Regions from separate parts of the Homo sapiens genome. Here region 1 is linked to region 2. A link is an interaction called in ENCODE POLR2A ChIA-PET data of the cell type or tissue named here. Cell type or tissue: PC-9. All regions are shown on one strand. Links, peaks and the distances in the headings refer to the core of each region. The heading gives the core; the rest is flanking DNA. Region 1 overlaps MBNL2 (muscleblind like splicing regulator 2). Region 2 has its middle 12 kb from the start of OXGR1.

Evidence for each region. Peaks named below come from ENCODE experiments on the same cell type or tissue, not always from the same donor. Only the 100,000 strongest peaks of a DNase experiment are listed, where the experiment ranks them.
Region 1: POLR2A ChIA-PET joins it to region 2 with 17 read pairs; 2 of 35 experiments call an interaction of 5 or more read pairs at or near these places.

Annotation. Positions count from the first base shown.
Region 1 is chr13:97,339,893-97,351,611 of GRCh38, reverse strand. MBNL2 (muscleblind like splicing regulator 2) reads right to left here. Exons shown (of 9, transcript NM_001382683.1): 4 at 8,396-8,596; 5 at 4,545-4,808. Among named protein-coding and RNA genes, the nearest start is that of RAP2A, 88 kb to the left of the region's middle. In PC-9, for the core only: CTCF peaks have their summits at 6,689 and 6,892 (motif pointing right); a DNase peak (open chromatin) is centred at 6,871; H3K27ac peaks cover 1,883 bases.
Region 2 is chr13:97,000,833-97,012,551 of GRCh38, reverse strand. No RefSeq gene overlaps it. Among named protein-coding and RNA genes, the nearest start is that of OXGR1, 12 kb to the right of the region's middle. In PC-9, for the core only: no CTCF peak of the experiment used is centred there; a DNase peak (open chromatin) is centred at 6,751.

The sequences.
Region 1 (11,719 bases), core at 2,335-10,334, 340 kb before region 2:
CCATAACATAAAAGAGCATGGTGAGCAGCAAGGGCTGATGGAGAAGCAGCAGCAAGTTATTCAGAAGATCTAGCTAAGATCACTGATGAAGGTGGCCACAGTAAACAACAGATGTCAACGTAGACAAGCCAGATATTGGAAGATGTCAACTAGGACTTTCAGAGCTACAGAGGAGGACTAGCTTCAAACCTTCAAAGTACAGCAGCTGACTCTTGCTAGAAGCTAATGCAGCTGGTGAATTTAAATTGAAGCCAATGCTCATTTACCATTCTGAAAATTCTAGGGCCCTTATGAATTATGCTAAATCTACTCTGCCTATGCTCTAGAAATGAAACAACAAAGCCTGGATGACAGTATATGTATTTACAACATGGTTTACTGAATGTTTTAAGCCCACAGTTGAGACCTACTGCTCAGAAAAAAAGATTTGTTTCAAAATATTACTGCTCATTGACAATGCACCTGATCACCCAAGGGCTCCAGTGGAGATGTACAAGGAGATTAATGTTGTTTTCATGCATGCTAACACAACAGCTGTTCTGCAGCCCATGGATCAAGGAGTTATTTCAACTATCAAGTCTTATTAATCGAGAAATACATTTTGTAAGGCTGTAGCTGCCACAGATAGTGATTCCTCTGATGAAGCTGGGCAAAGTAAATTGAAAACCTGTAAAGGATTCACCATTCTAGATGCCATTAAGAATATTCATGATTCATGGAAGATCAAAATATCAACATGAACAGGAGTTTGGAAGAAGTTAATTCCAATCCTCATGGATGACTTTGAGGGGTTCAAGACTTAAATGGAAAAAGTAAGTAACTCCAGATGTAATGGAAATAGCAAGAGAACTAGAATTCTTAATAGAAGTCGAGCCTGAAGATGTGACTGAATTGCTGCAATTTCATGATAAAACTTTAATGGTTGAGGAGTCGCTTTATGGAGCAGCAAAGAAAGTAGTTTCTTGAGATGGGTTCTACTCTTGGCTAAGATGCTCTGAACATTGTTGAAATGATACCAAAGGATTTAGCAAACTATATAAACTTAGTTGATAAAGTAGCAGCAGGGTTTTAGAGGACTGTCTCCCATTTTGAAAGAAGTTCTACTCTGAGCAAAATGCTATCAAATAACATTGCAGGCTACAGAGAAATCTTTCATAAAAGGAAGAGTCAATCAATGTGGCAATGTTCATTGTGTTTTAAGAAATTGTATTTTTAAGAAATTACCACAGCCATCACAACTTTCACCAGTCACCACCCTAATCAGTCACCAGCCATCAACATCGAGGCAAGACCTTCCACCAGCAAAAAGATACGACTCACTAAAAGCTCTGACTATTGGTTAGCATCTTTTAAGCAACATTTTAAAATTAAGGTGTGTATATATTCTTCAGACATAATGTTCTTGCACATTTAATAGACCACAGTGTAGTGTAAACATAACTTTTATATGCACTGGGAAACCAAAAAATTCATGTGATTTGTTCTATTGTGATACTCGCTTCATTGCAGTGGTCTGGAACTGAACTTTTACTTGAAGGACTAATATTTCCATTATCAGGGCCTCATTCCATACCTCAGTGACCAAGGATAGCCACTGGGACCCAGGCTGAGTCAATCACAGCATCCTGTCACTGACCACAGGGACAGCCACCAAAATGACCTTTAACTTCTTCCCCTGCCCCAATACCTAATTAGAGCTGGTATAAAAGACACCATTCTCTCTCTTGTCAAAAGATGTAAGAATACATCCCTATAGAGGTCCAAAGCCTTGGTCCTGGGTCTTGTAGAGAAGCTGACCTTAGAGAATGGTGTGGCCATAGTAAGAGAAGCAGGCAGGGGAAAGAAGAGAGTGACCTGTTGGTTCTGAAGTTTCTGAACCCAGGCGTTCCTGAGTCCATCTCTACTAAAAATATAAAATTAGCTAGACATGGTGGCATGCACCTGTGGTCCCAGCTCCTCGGGAGGCTGGCGCATAAGAATCACTTGAACCTGGGAGGCGGAGGCTCCAGTGAGCCAAGATCGCACCACTGCACTCCAACCTGGGTGACTGACAGAGCAAGACTCTGTCTCAAAAAACAAATAAATAAACAAATTTTGTGGAAAAATGTGTTCTTAGTGCCCATCAATCAACACACCAATTAGGATAAGTTGGAGCTGGCCTAAAATAATGATTACAATGAAAAAAAAATTTGCTTCCTATGGGATGAGATCCTCACCAGGTTGATAGTAGAATGGATGTCGCATTGGCAAAATGTGTAAAAGATCTCATTTGTGCTCTGAAAGAATTCCTTTTTTATCAGCCTTAAGTGATCAGTTTACTCTCCTCCTCCCATTCCCAATTATAATGAGTTTCGGAAACTACTCTTTTACTAGAAGAAAAAAAGGGAGAATTTCTCTATTTTATTGACCCTCTTGTGTGGATACATACATCTCCACATATATAGGAATTCACACTCAGCAAAATAAAAAAATATTAGGTCCAATAACATATGAATGAGAAGGACGAGAGGAAAGGACACTAAAGGGACAAGAAAAGGACTCAGAGATTAAACAAAAACAAAAACAGTGATTTAGATGACGAGGCCAGTGCTCAAGGTGTATGGAAATAAGCAGCTCAAATTGGAAAGGTCTCTAGAACCACACACTCCGCACCTGGTGGTGATTACCTCAGGGCAGATGGTGCCTTTCTCGCTGTATCCCTATCACTGATCACAGGTCCATGCCTTAATAAACATTTGCGCAAACAATGTTGAGTAATTGTGAACTTGTTTGTGTGACAGCTACCCTTCCATTTTAATCAGTAATCAGTGTATGAGGTGATGGCTGAGGTGATGGCTGCTAACTAGAACAAAGTGTTTTCAAACTGTACTTTTCATCTCTGCAGTCATAGCTCTCCTTCTTGAGGGAGGACTGGCCACTGAGTCCTTCATGCCCTCTGGACCCGATTAACTATTTCTATCATGTCACTGAGGAGCATGTTATTGCTCTCAGTTACTAACTCCAAACTCCTTGAGGGCAAGGAAACCTGACTGATTTATTTATTCTACCCAGCAAGTGCCTGATGCATGGTCTCATAAAATTTTTTGAAAGAATGAATGCATAGTGCCTATCACATATTAACATAGACTTCTGATAAGCCAGAGAGCTCACATGAAAACAAATTAATTAGAAACTTCTGCAACCTAATGCAGAAGTTCTCAAGCTTTGCGATGCATTGGAATCACCTGGGAGCTTTTAAAAACTGCCACTGTCGCCAGGTATGGTAGCTCGCACCTGTAATCCCAACACATTGGGAGGTAAAGGTGTGAGAATTGCTTGATCCCAGGAGTTTTGAGACTAGCCTGGACAACATGGTGAGACCCTGTCTCTACAAAAAAAATTAGAACTTAGATGGGCATGTTCCCAGCTACTCAGGAGGCTGAGGTGGGAGGATCACTTGAGCCCAGGAGTTTAAAGCTACAGTGACCCATGATCATTCCACTGCACTCCAGCCTGGGTGACAGAGACCTTGTCTTAAAAAAAAAAAAAAAAAAAAAATCCCACTGCCCAGACCACACCAGACCAACTAAATAAGAAAATAAGAAACTTCAGGGAAAGGGACAGATGTCAGGTCAGACCCTTCAGGTTGTTCCAAAATGTAGCCAAGTTTGATAAGCAATGTCTAGGCAGGTGCTTCTCAAATGTTAATGTGCATACAAAACACCTGGGAGATGTTTTACAACTTAAATTCTGATTCCCTGAGGTCTGGGGTGAGGCTGAGGATTCTGGAGGCTCCACAGGCTTCTAGGTGATCCTAATAATGGTGCATCTGGTCTCTAAGGGACAGTTAGGCTCTCCGAGATTCTGAGCAGGCTCCCAGGCGATGATAATGATGATGTACTGCTGGTCTCTAATGACAGTAGGGTGACTCAGGGAAGCAAGCCTAGGTCACAGGTCTTTTTTTCTTTCTGCACCAGCCAGGATGGCTCCACTTTCATCTGTTTCATGCATTGCTATTCTGCATAAAACCTCATTGAGATGGGGAATCTGACCAGCATTGCCCTTGTAATAAGTGAAAGAAGAGGAGAAAATGGGAGTAGCGAAAAGCCAAATCACTCTCTGGGCTTCTCTTAGGCCACAGATGTCCTCCGTGGCTGCTCCAAGGAGCTGGGTGCCTCCTCGTGCTCAGGTGCAGAAATGCACCTTTCTTTCCCCTCTCCGAAGCGGTGCCCACCTTCATGTTCATTACAAGGCCCCTGAGCCTCTCTTAAAAAGACCCTAAGTGAGCACACTCAATCTCCGCCACCCTAGGAGGGGGAACGGAGCTCAGGGACCCCAGGACTTTCCCTGCACCTGAGGGATTTACTTATTGTGCTGAAGGGGGGCAGGAGGGGAAAACAAAACAAAACAAAAAGGGGGAAAACAACAGCAAAACTTAGGCAGCGGAGCAGCAGGAATAGCAGCCTTCCATGTTTCCCGAGTGTTTGGAAGAACATCCAAGTCCCAGCCCGGAGCGGCCTCCGCAGAGGCGCCGGGGTGCAGGGGCGGCGGGCGGCCGCACTTACCATGACTGTGGCCGCGGCCGCGGCTGCCTGGGCGGCCACCGCAGCTTGGTTGGCTTGGTGCTGCGCAGCTTTGATTTTGGCCTGCAAGTGTGCAGGAGGGTGAAAATATTTGCATTTCTCCCTCATGCAACGCCCCTTTATGTAATCCATACAAACGGTTACGGTGTTGTCACTTGTGTCGATCATGGTGCTGTCTGCGGGGTGTGCAAAGCGGCAGTCGGTCTCTCCCCGGGCACAGTTTCCTCGCTGGAACTCCCTGCATACCTAAGACAGGGAAGAAGAGCCGCGCTGCAGAGGCAAGCCTGAGCCCAGGCGCCCCTGCGGCCCCGGCCACCGCGGGAGGAGCGGAGGCTGCCTCGCTTTCAATGGTGGCTCATGTACCACTGACAAGAAAAGATTGATTATGCGGAGCCCAGGTAACCACAATCTCTGACACAGTCATTTGAGTTTTGTTTTACCGCCTTTTCTAGGGTGAAAATCTATATTGAGAAAATAATACGAAATCTGCAGTTCAGCTAAAATAACAAAGGAAAAGCAACAAGGCCTCCATTGTCCCTGGGTAGCATATTATGCAGCTGTCTATCGATCTGTCTGTCTGTCTATCCATCCATCCATATATCTATCATCTATCTATTTATCCATGCATCCATTCCTTCATCTATCATCTACCATCAATCAATCTATCCAATCATCTATCCACCTGTTCATTCATCCATCATCTATTATCTATCATCTATCAATCTATCCCTCTATTATCTATTATCCATCTATCTATCCATCCACCCATCCATCTATCCATCCATCCATCCATCCATCCATCCATCTATTATCTGTTAATCTATCATTATTTTTAATGGTAAAAACTGCAATTACTTTTGCACCAACCTAATATTATCTATCATCTATCTACCTACCTACCATCTATCTATCCGTCCATCCAGCCAGCCATTCATTCATCCATCTATCATCTATCCATCCAGCCATCCATCATCTATCATCTACTGATCTATCTAAAATCTATCAATTAATTAATCATCTATCTAATCTAGTTACCTACCTATCTATATACCTGCTTACCTACCTATAATCTATCTATTTAATCTGTCAATCACCTATAATCTATCTACCTCTCTCTATATCTTCAATCACCTACTTGTATGACAATTCTGACAATGCTATAGGTTTTTTTTTGTGTGTGTGGAGGGATAATTTCACCTATATCAAGCTACCAGGTCATAGCTGTACAAAAAGAATCAGAGAAAATGACGACAAACTTGTTCCTCCTCTCTCTAAGGGGGTGGGGTGGGGTGGGGTGGGGGGAATCTGAACACTCCTGTTTCCCACTCCTTCTCTCCTGCTCTACAAAGATAACATAATCATAAATCAGAAGAACAATATCTAAGACACCAAAATTTTCATTTTTAAGGTCACTATACTATTTTTGACAGCACAGAAAAGAAAAAAAAGACAAAAGGAGAGAAATACGGCAAGAGATATAGAGAAAGAAAAATGGAGGGAAATAGTTTATTTTAAAAATTCTTTAATGCTAAATTATCCTGAAATCTCAAGTAACTAGGATTCTCTATCCCCTGAGAATTCTGGTGGATCAAGATTTTACTGTATGAAAAAATATTTCTTTAGAATTTGAAGAGTATTCTTAATTATGCCCTGCATATAGATAACATAAAATAGCATAAATAACATATGCATGTTGCTTATATAATTCTTCTCTGCTCATAAATATTAGCAGGAAATAATTATGAGTAGAATCGTAAGTTATTTATTTTTAGGCTCCAATTCCAAAGTGGATATGTAAATGATCATCACGCTGATCATTAGTGATGTTATATGAAGGGCCCCTGACATGAAATTCAAGTATTGTGGAAGTCAGACATACTTAGGAAATACTGTTTCACTGACCAGTGACCAGGCCAGCTTGAAGGTAGATAGCATAAATCACCAGATTGTTAATTGTTTCCTCCTACTTTGGATATTAGCCAACATTCTAACTTTAGTTCATAAAATGCGCAAAATAAATCACTAAGATGTTCCCACGGATTCTGAGCAAGCCTTCCTCCATCAATGGAATGACTTCTGTCTGATAGCATCATAGGTGTGGACCAGCCATCAGGCTCCTACCAAGGTGCTTTGTGTGCAGCTGACTTCATTCCTGGTTTGAAATGAACCAAAAGCCGCTCTGCTAAAATCATTGTGATTCATTTTTACATGTCTTTGTCTACCAGCCCTGTTGAGAAGGACAATTTGTTCCCAATTCCACTGATTTAATTTGTTTTCTAAAGTACAGTCACATACTGAACACAAAAGCTCCGTGGGTCCAGCAGGTGGAGCCCAAAACACTTTTCCAGTCCTGTGAAAGGTCTATTCAGTAATTGACAAGGGTAGGCTGGATCTTTTCAAAATAGTAACAATTAGAGTTTCCATTCTCTTCATCTGGGCATCCAGATTGAAACTAAGTGAAAAAATAAATATCTTCTAAAATATTTGCAGTTTGAAATTCTGAGTTTTAAAACTTGCACAGGTTATTAGGCAGCCACATTTTATTGCCTTCAAGGTTTATTGGGTTAATATTTAAACAAATGCACATTGAAAGAACATTCTCTAATAATCCCACTAACAGAAAGCACTGTGTACGTCCTAACCAGATGCATCACCTAACACCTTTAATCAGTAATGGAATTAAAGGAGCTCTCTGAAAAATCTATGAGAATCTTTATACACCCTTATGAAATGCTGTAGTGAATATCATAGGGATATAGCAGTAAGATACATAGATGAGTTCTACAGCTCTGATTAAAGAGAAATTTTACCCAACAAAGTACAGGAGGTTTGGTTTGATTCATAACTTAAGAACGATGTTTTTTATATATAGGAACTTGTTTTCTTGAATGTTATAGAACAATTGAAGTTAAAGAAAATATCTCAATTAATAACTAAATTTACGGGCTGGGCGCGGTGGCTCACGCCTGTAATCCCAGCACTTTGGGAGGCCGAGGCTGGCGGATCACCTGAGGTTGGGAGTTCGAGACCAGCCTGACCAACATGGAGAAACCCTGTCTCTACTAAAAATACAAAATTGGCCAGGCGTGGTGGCGCATGCCTATAATCCCAGCTACTTGGGAGGCTGAGGCAGGAGAATCACTTGAACCCGGGCAGAGGAGGTTGTGGTGAGCCAAGATTGCACCATTGCACTCCAGCCTGGGCAACAAGAGCGAAACTACGTCTCAAAACCAAACCAAACAAAACAAAAAACTAAATTTACTCATCCTCCAATTTCCCCTGTTTAGCAACAACACAATCAGAACTAATATGCCAGAACACACTAGAGCAGCCATGCTTGTTCTTGAGACATTGAAATATGATCATACCAATTGGTAAATAGTTGTAGTCCCACTTACTCCCACCAGTGTCCCTGAGTGTCCTCGGCTGCCCTGGTTGCTGGGCTCCTGATCCACCAGTTTCCAGAACTTTCCAGGGTCTTGCAAGGATTACACCTTGACATGAGGAGGCCTTCAGGACCTGGAGCCATCTCTATGGGCTGCATCATGATTGAGTCACTGTTCCATTGATTGTTTAATATTTTTCCCTTAAACGCATATTCCATGCAGCTGATTTTTGTGTTAAAACTAGTCTTTTCCATAGACTAATTTCCTTTATACTTGGCCTTAACTTCAAACCACAGAGTTATGAATACATGGGTTTTAGGTGAGTTTGTGTGTGTGTGTTTACATGGCTGTTTTGCAAGACTGAATTAATATCTTACAAGCAATCACTTACACAGAAGTATATTTCTACCACAAATGCATGTCAAAACACAAGTAGAATTGAAGTACCTCCAGTTTGTCAGTCCTGAGAAGTTTCTGAGTTGCAGTTGAGCCCGGGACAGTGACCGGTGGACTTCCGGGAACAATAACAGGCGTGGTGGGCAGAATTTCCGTTGGGACCAACCCAACTCCAGGGGTTACAGGTGCTAGGTAAGGAGCAAAGCTAATAGCCGTATTTGTCCCTATCGCGGGACCTACAGGGAAAGTGGGCTGTTAAAGGAAGACAACACAGGAGAAAGAGTTATTTAGAATAAAACTTTAAAAAATTACCAGCAAATGTCATTTGAGCAAAATGTATTCATCATATACTCTGTGTTAATTGTATAGCTCAATGCTGACCTATAATAAAAATGACATCCATGTAGACCCTCTCTTCCCCAAACCATACAGAAATATGAGAGAACATCATAAAAAACCTCTAGTTACAGGAACTAGATTAAGCTTTTGTCCCTATGAAAGTGTTCTCAACAAAAGAAAATAATTTCAACTCTAATTACTCAACATTCCAAACTATTAAATGTTATAACACTAAGGTAGTAAAAGCTATAGAATACTGACTAATAATCTTTGATTTATTCTACATGTTTCTCAAAGGGAGAGGAGTCACAAAACCCTTTGATTACAGCCTGATTTTCAAGTTGGCCAAGTCTATGCATTCTCAAACAGTGGGGTTACTTGGAATTTTATTTTGTCCAGACTCACCAGTATGTTTCCGTATTCCATCACTAGCATGTATATTCCCAAAATTCAAATGTAGTTTTCAAATAAACCTACGATTTTTTGCTGTAGTTCAACTACATCTAGATCCAGTCAGTCTTCCCTTCCTGAAAGGTTTTCTGGAAGAGCTTTTTAATCAAACAATATTGTGATTGGCCATTAAAAGTTGGTTTGGTTTCCTAGGTCACAAAATCAACACAGCAGTGACAAGAGCATACAGAATCTTATTAAATTTGTTCTCTGTCCCTATATTCCTCATCTAGGAATAAGAAGAAATATGCTAGTGGGTTGAGGTGATGATTATTTTTAAAAGCTCCACCTAATAATATGTAAATAATTCTGCCTTTTAGAAAGTAAATAATGTACATTTAAGAGAACAAACCTTGTTAAGTAATTTAAAATTCTAAAGATTTTTCTTAGAATAAATTGTACACCAAATTGGACCTGAATGCTTCTTTTCATTTGTTTGGTTGGTTGTTAATTATAGATGATTTTTAACCTATTTGATTTCAATTTGCAATTACATATTAATGCAGTCTTTTAACACTGAACTTAACTGTTGCTTGTCACACTTTTAACATTGAACTATGCTGTGTCATGCTTGTTCTCTGTTTCTACATTGTGGGTGACATTCTTCTTGTCTATTTATGACCCTGGATGGATTATTTAACATATGGGAAAAATGACAACCTATGTTTAATAAACATACTTTTTCTTTATAGCAGTAACAGAAAAATATCTCTTATGAAAAGTCATTATAGAAAAGAGTAAATTATTGATAGTTTGTGCAGGCAGTTATCAGACAGGCAGGAAAGCCTATTTTCAAAGTGGCTAGAAGGGGTGGTTCTAATGGTCTTAGAGGGGTCCTGGCTCAGTACTCCCACAAGATGCTGTTAGATCTCTATGGCTCAGACGTAAAATCCACTTTGGGAGAAAGTTGCAATATGAGGTCTGAATGTGGGAAATAGATGGCAGTTAGAATTTTTTTCTTCCTCTACTGTCAACAAATGTTTATATGTGTATGTTACTCACTGAGTCATAATTATAGAAAGTTATGATTTTCAGTAACTGTAGCTTTTATAATTTAGTACTACTGGAGAAAAAGCCAAGTGATTTAAATGGTTTACGGACTATGTAATGTTAGGATTTTTAAAAAGAATCAATTCTGAAAGGTCATAAATCACAGCACATCAGTGATTCAGTGGACTAGCTCTGTCAGAAATGCCTGGGGGAGATTTTACAAATAGTGATTAAATTCTGACCCAGTAGATCTAGGCTGAGACCTTGATACTTGAATTTTAGAAATTTTACTAAATGATCTGATGCATGGCCAAATTTGGGGAGCATTGTCATATGTGAGGAGTAAAAATAGTATTAAAAAACTTGCACTAAATGTGTAATTTAACCCAGAGACTATCAACGTAAACATTTAGATAAAAGAGCCCTCCCCCATACTGCCATTTTTATTTTCTCTGGAAGCAAATTCTCAACCCTCCCAGCCCACAGATCATTTGATGCTAGATCATTTGAAGCTAGGGTTAGTGTGGTACCATAAATACGGGTTGTACTTTGCTTTGTCGATAGGATTGAGAACCTCAAAACTCATTTCCCAAAACCATTTTGGATATCGACAAATCTATTCCAATTAGGTAACTTTTGTCTTCAAAAATATATGTCACTTGTTCATCTGATTTCATAGTCTAAAATCAATGTCCCAGTATGTTTTATTGATGATGGCAATAACACAGTTCACAGAGAAATAGTAATATTTTAAAGTAAAACCATAGATTTTAGACTCAGAGAGGCCTGAATTCAAACCTAGCACTCTGACACTTACTACTCATTAACCTGGGGAGGAAATTAACCTCCCTGGGCTTTAATTTTCTTATCTGCAATGAGTAAGTGAAACTACTTAGCTGAAAGGGTTGGGCAGAACAAGGCGCTATTGCACTCCCATTTCCCATGGTCAGAACTCAGTAAAAAGCAGCTCTCATTAATACTGTAAAAATCAATGTCCATCAAGGTTTTTTTGGCCTCAAATTATCTAACAGTTCTGCAACAGGGATGTAATGAGCATAGCAGTATAGTAAGGGTATAAAAGTGAGTAAAAATATAGCAACAAATTTCCCTTTCCTTTTGAAATGTGGACTGAAAAAAATATTTTCTGTCACGTGAAACTGAAAGTTGCAAGTTCATAGGCCTTACGAAGACAGACGCAGTTGGATATGTTCCTTTTTGATGTAGCATGTTTTTCATTGAAGTTGATTAGTTAAAAAATACAGTTACGGTGATTTGCAGAGAGGCTCACTCCGTGTTAATATTATTGTGGATAATAATGCTTTACATCTGTGAAAGGTTCTGGTAGTTCTCAAGGCATTCTCACACTTGTCTTCTTTAATCTTCTCAAATCCATGAGAAGCAAGTGCGGCAGCAAGAATTGCTCAGCCTTCCAGGTGAAAACAATTTAGAGGAGAGCCACTAAATGGATAACCCAAGGTCAATGCTGCAAGGCAAAGTCAAGGCAGAACACCCGGGACTCCTGGCTCCTAGTCTGAGGCCATGTCCACTCTTCTGCGATTACTAGATTTTGTTGGTTATTTCTTAAAACAAAAGAGG
Region 2 (11,719 bases), core at 2,526-10,525:
TACAGATAAAGAAGAGGCCTGAAGGTTGAGCCCTGAGTCCTTTCAGCATTTACAGAGCAGAATGGCAAAAGAATGCAACAAAGTTGCAAAAAAGGAGAAGCCAATGAGGGTGAAGGAATTCCAGGAAAGCAGAATGTCTGAGAAGATAAGTGAGAAAATTATTAAAAATACGTGAGCTTGGCCGGGCGTGGTGGCTCACGCCTGTAATCCTAGCACTTTGGAAGGCTGAGTCGGGTGGATCACATGAGGTCAGGAGCAAGACCAGCCTGGCCAACATGGTGAAACCCTGTCTCTGCCAAAAATACAAAAATTAGCCAGGCATGGTGGCAGGCGCCTGTAATCCCAGCTACTTGGGAGGCTAAGGCAAGAGAATCACTTGAACCCAGGAGGCAGAGGTTGCAGTGAGCTGCCATCACGCCATTGATCTCCAGTCTGGACAAAAAAGCAAGACTCTCAAAAAAAAAAAAAAAATAGCTTGGGAGATTGCCCCTGGACATGGGAATCTGTGTATAATAAGCAGGGCAGGCCCTGATATGCTGCTGGAAAAAATAGTCCAACAAGAATTTATTTCTCACTCATGCTGCACGCACAATGCAGGTTAGCCAGGTGCTCTACTCATTGTAGTCATTCAGGGACATGGGCTGATGGATGTTGTGTTTTGACAGATGTTCCAGGATTGACAGGGCAGGGAAAATGGACATGGCAAGTTATGCATTCACTCTTAAATCTCTACTTGGAAATGACACAGGGTCGTTTCTGTTCACATCTCATTGGCCAAAGGAAGTCATGGCCTCAGCTCACTTCGGAGAGGTTAACAGAGGCAATGGTGCCATGTGCCCAGCAGGAGATAAAAACAGGTGCCTGTAAACAGCTCTAATGACTACCAAGCAGTGGGTGGCACTGGTGATTAGTACAAGCAGGAGAGTAGTGGTGCTCTGCGTCACTTGGATACGCCTAGAAACCTCAACAGTATTTTAGAAGCTTCTCAGATTTATTTGCCTTTTCCCAGGAAACCAGCAAGAAGGGATGACTTTTCTCCATGCTATTTTACCATAGCATAGAAAAAAAATCTGTTAAAAGTTCCAGTGCTTTCTCCTGTGACACAGTTCAGGAGACACAGTTCACGACACCACACTGCCTTAAGTGTAAATTCCTGATCCACCACCTGTGTGCCATGGTCTAGGGTTTTTGCTGTTTTCTAATTTTAAATTTCAATTAAAATAACTTTTTTAAATGCACCACAAAGAAATGTAACAGAAATGCAGAAATGATTATAGGCAGACAATAGATAATGAAAATTCCTTTTAAACAGAGATTCACAATAGGAAAGAAACATTTTTAATATAACAAGTATATATTTAATTATAAACCATAAGAGTAAACACTTTCCAAATATTAGCAAAAAATGCCAAAAAATTGTATCCTCCCATTCTCTTGAAATTGTGCTAGACACTAAATATCTTAATGGAGAAAATTTAATGGAAAGAATTGTTGACCCGATAAAAGACGATTAGCTAGCAGAAAGGACAAAAGAGAACTTTAAGGTTTAACAGGAGTAGCAGGTGTAGACAGCAGCTAGTGATGTGAAGACTGAGGGAGATGTGAACTAGGGAGGAACGCGGAGATCTTGAGGACCCTGCAGGGCTGAGACTCGGGGCCTCTGGGCTGAAGGAGTAGCAGCTGGAGGAACACCCGTCCTGGGAGAAGGACTCCCATGTGCCTACCTGCTTTGAGACCCTGACAGCCTCAGCCACTGCAGTGAACTCTGCTGGGACCACCACTTGCCCTGTGAGTAGATCTCGGAAGGAAAACAAAAGCAGAGAGAAAGGACAGTCCTGGTGTGTTAAATGATGTCTCCCCAAAAGATATATTGAAGTCCTAACCACAGGTAGCTGTGAATATGAGCTTATTTGGACATAGGGTTTTTGCAGACGTAATTAAGACCTAAGTTAAGATAAGGTTATACTGGAGTAGTGTGGGCCCTTAATCCAATATGACTGGTGTCCTTATAGAAGAGGAGAAGAGATACAAAATCAGACACACACAAAGAGAATGCCATGGGAAGACACAGACAACCCGAGGGAAGATGGCTCCAGGGACCGGAGAGACACATCTATAAGCCAAAGACTGCCGGCAATCCCAGAAGCAAGAGGAAGGAATTGTAAAAGGGATTCTCCTCTCCAGCCTTAGAAATATGGCCCTCCAGATACCCTGATTTCACACTTCTATCTTCCAAAATAGTAAGAGAATAAGTTTCTGCTGTTTAAGCCACAGCCTGTGGTACTTTGTAACAGCAGCCCTAGGACAGAAATGCAAGTCTTGCTGCCTCCCTCCTGGGCTCTCTGTTGGCCGGCAGAGGAGAAATGAATTTTGTGGAGCCCACTTCACAAACGATGAAAAAGAAGGGTGAGTGTGGAGCTCAGGAAAAATGAGATAATAGCTGGTACAATCTGTTTGGCCTTGGTTAAGTTGAAAAACTTCTTTGATGCTCAGTTTCCCTACATGTAAGAGGGTGAACAATATTATGGTTCCTCATAGGGGTGTTGTGAGAATAACTGAGAAGGTGCACATAGTTGTGGTTTTGTACCTGCAAAAAAGGATTTAATAAGATGTGTCTTCATATGCTTAATATTTCCAACATGTATTGAAACCAAAGGAGAAGTTTTCTGATTCACTGAGGGAATTTACCCTGCTTTGGAGGAAAGAATAGTGTGATAAAATTTCAATTCTCATGATGATTTAAAGCCTCTGCATCTCGAGACGGGAGAGGAAACCATTGTAACCCCTATAAATCCATCCAGCCGAAAGACTCTACATTTGGGATAACTCTCCCACAAAATCTAAATTAACAGAAATCCTTAATCCTTTCAGCATCCCTACTAACAAATTGATTTGAGGAGGAAAACAGAAGAGCCAATTAAAAATAAAGAATGTTATATAACAAACATCAACAATGGCAATACCAAAACACTGGGCTGCTTTAGTTCTGTAAGGGAGCGCCTTCTACCGCCTCTAACTTGCCTGGGGTTGGAAATTTTTATTGCTGTCTGGACACACAGGCACATTTCCCACAAAGCTAAGGGTCACTGGTGAATCTATTTAAATCTCTTCCATTTTGGTTAACAAGCTTAGCTTTGAAATTAAAGAAAAAAAAACCTGAATACAAATTGGGACTCATTCTAGGAGACAGCTGGAGTAAGTTTGCTCTGGGAAATATTTAAGGAGACTACAGAAATGCAGACTCTTCTCTACTTCCCTTAAGCATGTCATACTCAGGAGTCACCAGAGTTGGCCTCAAGGAAAGGGCAACGTGAAAACTTAAAATAATTTTTAAAAATTTTTTATTTTGCATGAGCTTAAGGGGTAAAAGTTCAGTTTTTTTACAAGGATATATTGCATATTGGTGAAGTCTGGACTTTTAGTGTAACTATCACTAGAATAATGTACATTATACTCATTAAGTAATTTGTCATCCCTCACCCTCCTCCCATCCTCTCTCCCTTCTGAGTCTCCAATGTCCATTATTCCACATTCTATGTCTATGTGTATACTTTATTTAGCTCCCACTTGTTAGTGAGAAGATGTAGTATTTGACTTTATGATTCGGAGTTATTTCACTTAAGATAATCATCTCCAATGCCATCGTGTTGCATAAAAACGTTCAGGTCTGTTAATGCTTCACCAGGCCTGGCCTCCAAAGACGCCCACTCCCTGAAATAACTACCCTACCTTGGTTTATGGTTACCATGCACCAAATTGTGTAGTCAGCACTGGAAAAACAGAAGTGAACAAGATAGTGAACAAGAAGTGAACTTACAGTCTAGTGGAGAAGACAAACCCTGAACAATAATTCATGTGAGATGGTCCTTCTAAATCTCACTGTGTTTAGAACTTCCTGAAACATTTGTGTTCAGGTCATCCTGAGACTGGCCTGTGGTTCCTTATTGGATCCTGAAAGGGCCTGTCTTAATTCAAACTTGTTCTTTCAGAGCACAAAAGTCCAAAACTTGTTGCATACCCAAAGGTATCTGACTTCTGCTGACCTCCAGGTGCTCTTTGGCCAAATACCTGGCTGACGTCAAATGTCCACTTGCTGTATATCTCTTAGAAATTCGCTCAAGAAAGTGCTGGGAAGTTGTCTGACTTTGAGTCACCCCATTGTGATATCTGGTTTTGAGGAACCACCCTACCTAGGTGAATGTCCTTGGGAGGTGAGGAAATAGTAAATGTCTACGAAGTAGTCACCTGAGCACAGGGAGAACTATGCAAGTTTAGTGTCCAATAAAGTGTGCTGGAAAGATTGAATAGACTAGTCTTCAATATTTAAGCATTAATTGAAAATTCATGAAAAACTCTTTTAAAAAGGCATTCACAGAAAAATCCCCCATTTTCAAGAGGAGGTCTATGGCATTTCAGCATCACTCTCCGAAATCCTTGAAGATCTGGCTTCAGTGTTTCATTTTGCAGTGTGGGGTGATTGAGCTGAAATGAACACAAAATAGTCATTAACAGAGTCAGAATTAGGGGCAGTAAGCTGTGTGCAGTGGCTCATGCCTGTAATCCCAGCACTCTGGGAAGCTGAGGCAGGTGGATCACTTGAGGTCAGGAGTTCAAGACCAGCCTGGCCAAGATAGTGAAACCCAGACTCTACCAAAAATACAAAAATTAGCTGGGCATGGTGGGGGGTGCCTGTAATCCCAGTTACCTGGGAGGCTGAGGCAGGAGAATCACTTGAAACCAGGAAGCAGAGATTGCAGTGAGCTGAGATCGCACCACTGCACTCTAGCCTGGGGGACAGAGTGAGACTCCATCTAAAAAAGAAAAGAAAAAAAAAAGAACTGGGGCAGTCATGCCAAGATTCTATTGCAGCAAACAAACATGACACATGTATACCTATGTAACAAACCTGCACGTTGTGCACGTGTACCCCAGAAATTAAAGTATGATAATAATAAATTAATAATAATAATAAAATTTTAAAAAGGAGAAAAGACGACCATCTATGAACCAGAAAGTAGACCTTCACCAGTCACTGAATATGCTGGCACCTTTATCTTGGACTTCTCAGCATCCAGAACTGTGAGAAATAAATTTCTGTTGTTTATATATAAAAAAAATGCCCCTTATCATCTAACATATGCTTCTGATCCCCCTGCCACCAAGAGTGAGAAATGCTATTAAATTCTATTCCATACCAATGTAGCATGGAATCAATACTGCTTCACAGGAACTATGCAATGGACCAGTACTTTTGAGTAAGGAGGCCTGATGAAATATATTTCTATACGATATACCAGTAAATATGGTGTTTATTGGCAAAACCAGCCCTATGTGTGAGCAGAGGTGTTGGCATCTCTAGGACATGCTTTGAGATTTCTTGGAAGATGAAAGGTGTCAGTCTCTAGTCTTCAGTGTTCCATAAAGGCCTTCAAAAAGAGCTCTACGTTGTGAATAGGCTGACGGATTTTGAGGACTTTCAAAGGGGAGCCACATTAAGAAGGCTTAGTTTTTATGTTGAGGCCATTACTATGGCTTATCATATAACTAAAAATAGGGCTCTGAGGGAGAGATACTCAGGTAGGATCTTTGAGAGGATTACCATATTGATTTCCTCCATAACTAAGTCCACTTAATTGTTGTCTGTCGCATTCATTTAGTACCACAAAAGAAAAAAGCATGGGATCAAGGTGGAGTTTGGGCCCTGGAGTTAGATTTCTTGAGTTTCATATTTTGGATCTGCCACAGCTATTGGACCTTGGGCAGTTATTCAATCTGTCTCATGATCTCATGTGTAAAATGGGAATAATGATAGAGGGAACTTCATAGAACGAGGTGTTATTTGGCATTAATAACACCCAATAGGTAGACATAAAATAGCATATTTTATCATGCATCAAGCCTTTCCTCCCAACTAGACAGTGAACTTATTTTAGATAGGTGTGAAATCTTAGATATTTTTATTCCACCCTGCCTGGCATGGTGCTAGGCACTTAATAGTGATACCTAGCATTACAAGAAAAAGAAACTTAACAGTTTCTTTTATGGTATATTATTATATGTGCAGTTTTAAAATTTTTCCAATATTCCCACAAAACCAGGAGGTAGATAGGAAGTTATTTTTAATGAGAAAATAGAAACCTTCAGAATTTAATAACTTGCTTGAGGCCATGCAGTTAGAAATACCCAGAGCTAAATTCTGAAATATGATGGTTATTACAAACCCAATGGCTGCCCTGCCCATGTCATCAGCATATCTTTAGTAGGCTCCCTGTTAATATCTGTGGCCATTTTGGTTGATTGATGGGAACACTAGTCATGGAGAATGCTGAGTGCCTGGGGAAGTTCCCCAAGGAGGATCTGAGACACACTGAGGATATGGTGCCCTTCTACAGTGCTCTAGACTCAGCCCTTCCCACTGGGCTTGCTGAGCTGTAGGCACCACGTCTTTGGTATCTGGCTACATGTGGAGCATAGGTCACTAACAGAGAGAGAGAGACTGACAGCAACAGTAGAGGCAAGCCTAGACTGGCCTTTGTTTATCCTTGCACACATGTGTGGCTGGGGTCAGTCCACAAGGGCAAGGAGAGGAGGGATGAACACTACTACTCCAACCTTGGAACACAGCACACTATGCTCCTGAATGCCACAGACCTGTCTAATTTTCATTCCTTGCTCCCAGGAAAATGGCTGAGGGGTAAGAGCTTGTTTCCTAAGCTCTCCATAGAACACAAAAAGACTCATGTGGCAGGAATGCAGCTCACTAGAGAAACATGTACACATTACCCATGATTATTTCTACTGATATGCAGCAAGATCATTATTTGAAGAAAGTGAAAGAAGTAAGGAGTGGTTGTCAACTGGCCTGTTATGTCTGAGAACAGATTATTTGCAAAGTCCTAGTATACCCCTGGTTTCCAGTAATATAATAAAATGAAAGCTTGAATTGTACACACAGCCAGCTTAAAAAAATGTCAGTTGCAAATAGATAATTTGCTATTTCAAAGCCCTCAGGGAGGGAAACTGTTATTTTTTACTCCTCATTTTTTTCTCCCTCTCTTTTTCCTGCACCCCCCAACCATGTGTGTGTGTGTATGTGTGTGTGTGTGTGTACACAATGCTGTGGAATGACCACATGGCTCCTTTTGGGTAAATTTGCAAAGATCTTCTCAATTCCCCTTTTGTCTCTTAAGACATAATTATTTATAATTTGTCCCCCTGTGGATGGAGAGCCATCCAGTGTACACAGAGCCCACCTGGGATGAAAGTGTCTAAGAAATTACACATGTACAAATGCAATGTCCAAAATATATCATCACTCAGGGCTCTGAGCTAGAATGACCCAGAATGAAGAAAGGATGATGGCTGTGCCACCTAAGACTAAAGGAGTTGAGATGCTTGTGTGCATGCAGTCAATCAGAGAAAAAACTGCAACAGAAGATGGCAACCATCCAGCTCATTCATAACTTACAGAATCAGTCTGTGGCATCCAACGGGGAACCGGAGATAACAGAAGCCATCTGGATGACTTCAATAAAAATAAACCAATATTTGATGTCTCTTGTCAGCTATAAACATAAGAAATAGGGACTTAAATGCTTCCTTTTAATTGATACTTCTGAAAATGTTCTTAACTTTGCTAACTTTTCCAGGGTTGCACCTGAAGACAGTCAAACAAATGACTTCCTAACTGAAGGCCAGGTCTGACTTCCTGGGCGTGCTACCCGAGCAGTATCCCAGCGTCCCACGCTTAACAGGGTCCCTCATTTGGTTTGATGTTCTGTTGTGGCTGTCTTGAAATTCCTAAGCATGTTATCTTCGAGCTTGTGTTTTGTAAGTGAAATGTGACAGGACAATGGAGCATGTGAGTCACAGAGGAGTTATGTGTAATATGCATGTTCACCATCATTCCTTGCAGCCCTGTTTACAAATAGCATTCACGATGCCCAGTGAGCAGATAATTCTGGTGGACCCACAAGGCCATAGAGTTCAGCGATACTTAAAGCAAGTGCTGGGTGAGTGTGTTAGGTCTACATCTGGGTAAAAGGGGCATTGACAGTCTCCATAGGTCCTGCTTTCTGTCTGAACCAACACTTGCCTAACATGCAGAAAGAAGGTAAGGGCATCCTAAGAAACATTAATGTGCAAAAACTCTGTCCCCTCTTGTCTTGTGTTACTTCCCTGAATAAACCAATGGCTTATACTGACAATGACGCAGAATTAGGGAAGGATAGGGCAATCCATAGTTCATCTTCCTTTCAGTCTTTCTGACTCATCAGTAAGCCAAAGAGAGAGACAGCATTGTTAGAGTATGTGTGTATGAAAAAGTGAGTGTTTCCATTATCCTGGTAAAAACGGAATACACATACATATGTGAGCTTTGAAAGTCAACTTGCATCATTCTGAAGATGCTTCATACTAGTTAAATACTCTTGTACTTGCATTTAAAACTGGCATTGCGCTATATCAACAGTAAATTTCATGCAAATACTTTAAAATTTTAATTTTTCTTTAACTTAGAATGATATTACCTACCAAATAAAAAACCCCACCATGGCAGGTCAAGAGAAAGACTGGAAAAAAAAGAAAAGCTTTATTTTAACACCTGTAAAGGAAGTTTTCTCCTGCTTTTTAAACTAAGATCCTCAAATTTTCAACACTAAGACCTGTGAATTATATAGCTGGCCCTGCTCAAGGTCTAAATAAGTGCATAGGACTATGGTGGAAAGAACTGTGTTAAGTGCACACTCCAGGTAATAATGACCAGAGAGAACACTGTCCTGGGGCTCAGCTCTCCCAACAGGAAAGTGACTGAAGCCCAAAGCCACTGGGTACAGAACATGATTTAAAAAACAAGACTTCCCTTGAGCTGTTCTTTTATCATAATTGGCCTGGAAGGTTGGTTTTCAGGAGGAAAGTCTTCCAGCACTTCCATCTCTACACTGTCTTTACACATTCTCAAACTCACTGCTATCCACCCAAATGGAAATCACTGGGTTACAACCACAGAGATGAAAAAATTTCAGGTTAATGTAAAGAAGTCATGAAAGAACAGAGTGAGAATATTTTCTTTTCAAATAAATATGTAATAAAATAACAAAATATGGATGTATTTCTTCAAAGAATATAACTCTGAGATCATAATGACCTTATTTGCCTTTAGTTAAACGTAAAATAAAACAGCTCAGATGTAAAGTTTCAAAGGACTTCTGAAACCACAGGATGAGTGATCAGTCTCCTTTGACATAGAGAAGAGGGTTAGGGAGGTTTGCAAAGGCTAGGAATAAACCACCTTTGAAGACAGAGTAGAGATGAATGAGTCACTCTCTCTGAAAACCTAGATCAACCAAATGAAGCATACGTTGTCTTTCCAATTATCACTAGACAGATAATTGTAAGAATTTAACAAAGGTTTGGACACAGTTAAACCCACAATTTGGATTAAGGCAGGATTTACAATTAAAGAGGATTAAATTTTTTTTCAACTTAATGAAATATCAATCTGCTATAATTAGGAAGGAAGTAATAATGAACAGCTTAATAATTTTAACTAACAATCATATATCAGTGTGCAAAGCAGAAAAGACTAGACCCTGAGGATTGTCTATGAAAATTCAAAGAAAGGAATAAATAGCTACTAAAACTAAATAACTTATTATTTTATTTTTTTCTAAAAGTGATGACTAAGACGAGCTACTGTAAGATTCAAAGGATGCTATCTTTACATCTTAGCTGCACCACATTCCATTTCAACCTCCTCTTATTCACACCAACTCCTCCACATCCAGACCCTGTCCATCACAGAGATAAACTTGTCTGGTTCATTGTTCGTAAAACCCAGGCTAGTTGAAAACTATTTTGGGTTTCTTACTCAAATCAGATTTCAACTGTGATTTTTCAAAAGTCAATAGGTTAGTACAGTGGCCTGTTGTGTCAACAGAGCCCTGGAAAAAAATTAATCATGAAAGCAATAGAAAAGGTCAAAAGGAAGAACCTGAAAATGCTATAATAAAGACATCCCAGAGCCTATTATGTGTATTTCTCAGGTGTTTTAATTCAAAAGCAGAAGCATGACAAAGAAAATAAGATGATAGTGCTCAATCATGGTTGCTGAAAGGGAAAGGTGACATAAGATATTAGCAGGGCATGGGAACAAATTTCAGCAGCTTATGCTGACTTAATATTCTCTAAAGAATCTAATGAAAGAGGAGAAATTCTAATAGAAGTAGGAAAAGAATCTCTGTCAACAAATTATCTTTTAAGTATTAGGTGAAGTTAATGAAACTGGCATCGGCTGCTATGGAAAATACAGACAATCATCATTTCAGCACTGAAGAATGTGAAGTTCTGAACTTTTGTCAGAGTGTGTGATTAATGTCGTGTTCACACAGTGATAGAGCAAGGTAGGACTACAGGAGTTGACGGCAGTGCTGGAACAATTTTCTACCATTCCAGTCCACCTTAACCATCCTATGCTGGTTGTCAGTAATGCCACATGGGGCTCAAAAAATCACAAGCCGCATTATGGGTATCTTGGCAATGGAGAGAATGTGGGGATCATTTTACTATGGTGGGAGTCTGAATATGTGCATGGGTGGAACGGAGTTTCTTCATGATCTTAGAGTTGAAGAGAAAGAGCGTTTATGTGATATGCTGGTATAGCAAAGCTTCCTTATGCTGGCAACGGACTTGGCACTGGCCCTTGAATCTATTTATCTTTCAAAAAACCGGAAGATAGTTTAAGGAACTATGCGATTCCCATCCAAAGCTCTTTTTATAATTTCAAAGGTCCAAAATAAAAAAAAAGGAAATGAAACTTTAACCACGTAAGTAAACCCCAGAAGTTGAAAACCTGAACAAATAACCAAAAAATAATATATAATTAATATAACCCAACATATAAATACTATCAAACATGTGAAAGATTAATCTTTAAGGTAATAACAACAATTAGGTTTCTTTCTTCAGAGAGTTTTCTAGAATTTTTTTTCTTAGTAGAACCTTGCTGATAAAATATTTGAATTAAATACTGCCCAACAGAAAAACTAGTGGACAAGAAGGTGGACAGCTTTTATCACACTTCCCTACTTAAAACACTTCCAGTGGTATCAAATTACACGGCCTGTGCAATTTGATCACAATTATCACAAACTTCGTGGCTTCAAAGAATACATATTTATAATCTTACAGTTTCTGCGAGTCCAGGGTTAGGAGTCCGAGCACAGCTCACTTGGTCCTCTACTCAGGGGCTCACCAGACTGCAATCAAGCTATTGTCCAGGGCTGGTTTCTCATCAGAGGCTCAATGCGGAGGGATCTGCTTCTAAGCTCCCGCAAGTTGGCAAATATCATTGCCTTGCAAGCTGGCGGATATCATTGCCTTGCAAGCTGGAGGATTCAGGACACTTATTTTTTTTAGGTTTAGAGAGAGTATAGTTTCTCCACAAAATGCTCCCATTTTACTTTTTAGGACTTAGCCATCCTTCTTGCTCTCCTAGATTTACTTAAAAAAAAAACAGTATTTCAGGAAAATTGGGCCTCATGCTATTACCTAAGTACTTTCTTCTGTTCTCAGCCACTGTATTTTTGCATAAACGGACTCCTTTTCCTGAAATTCCTTCTTACAAACACCTACATTTGTTGAAGGTGTATCTCAAATGTATGCTGTATTTCTTTTTGAAGTGAAACATTTTGCTGATGATTCTTGTGAAATTTGTCAATCC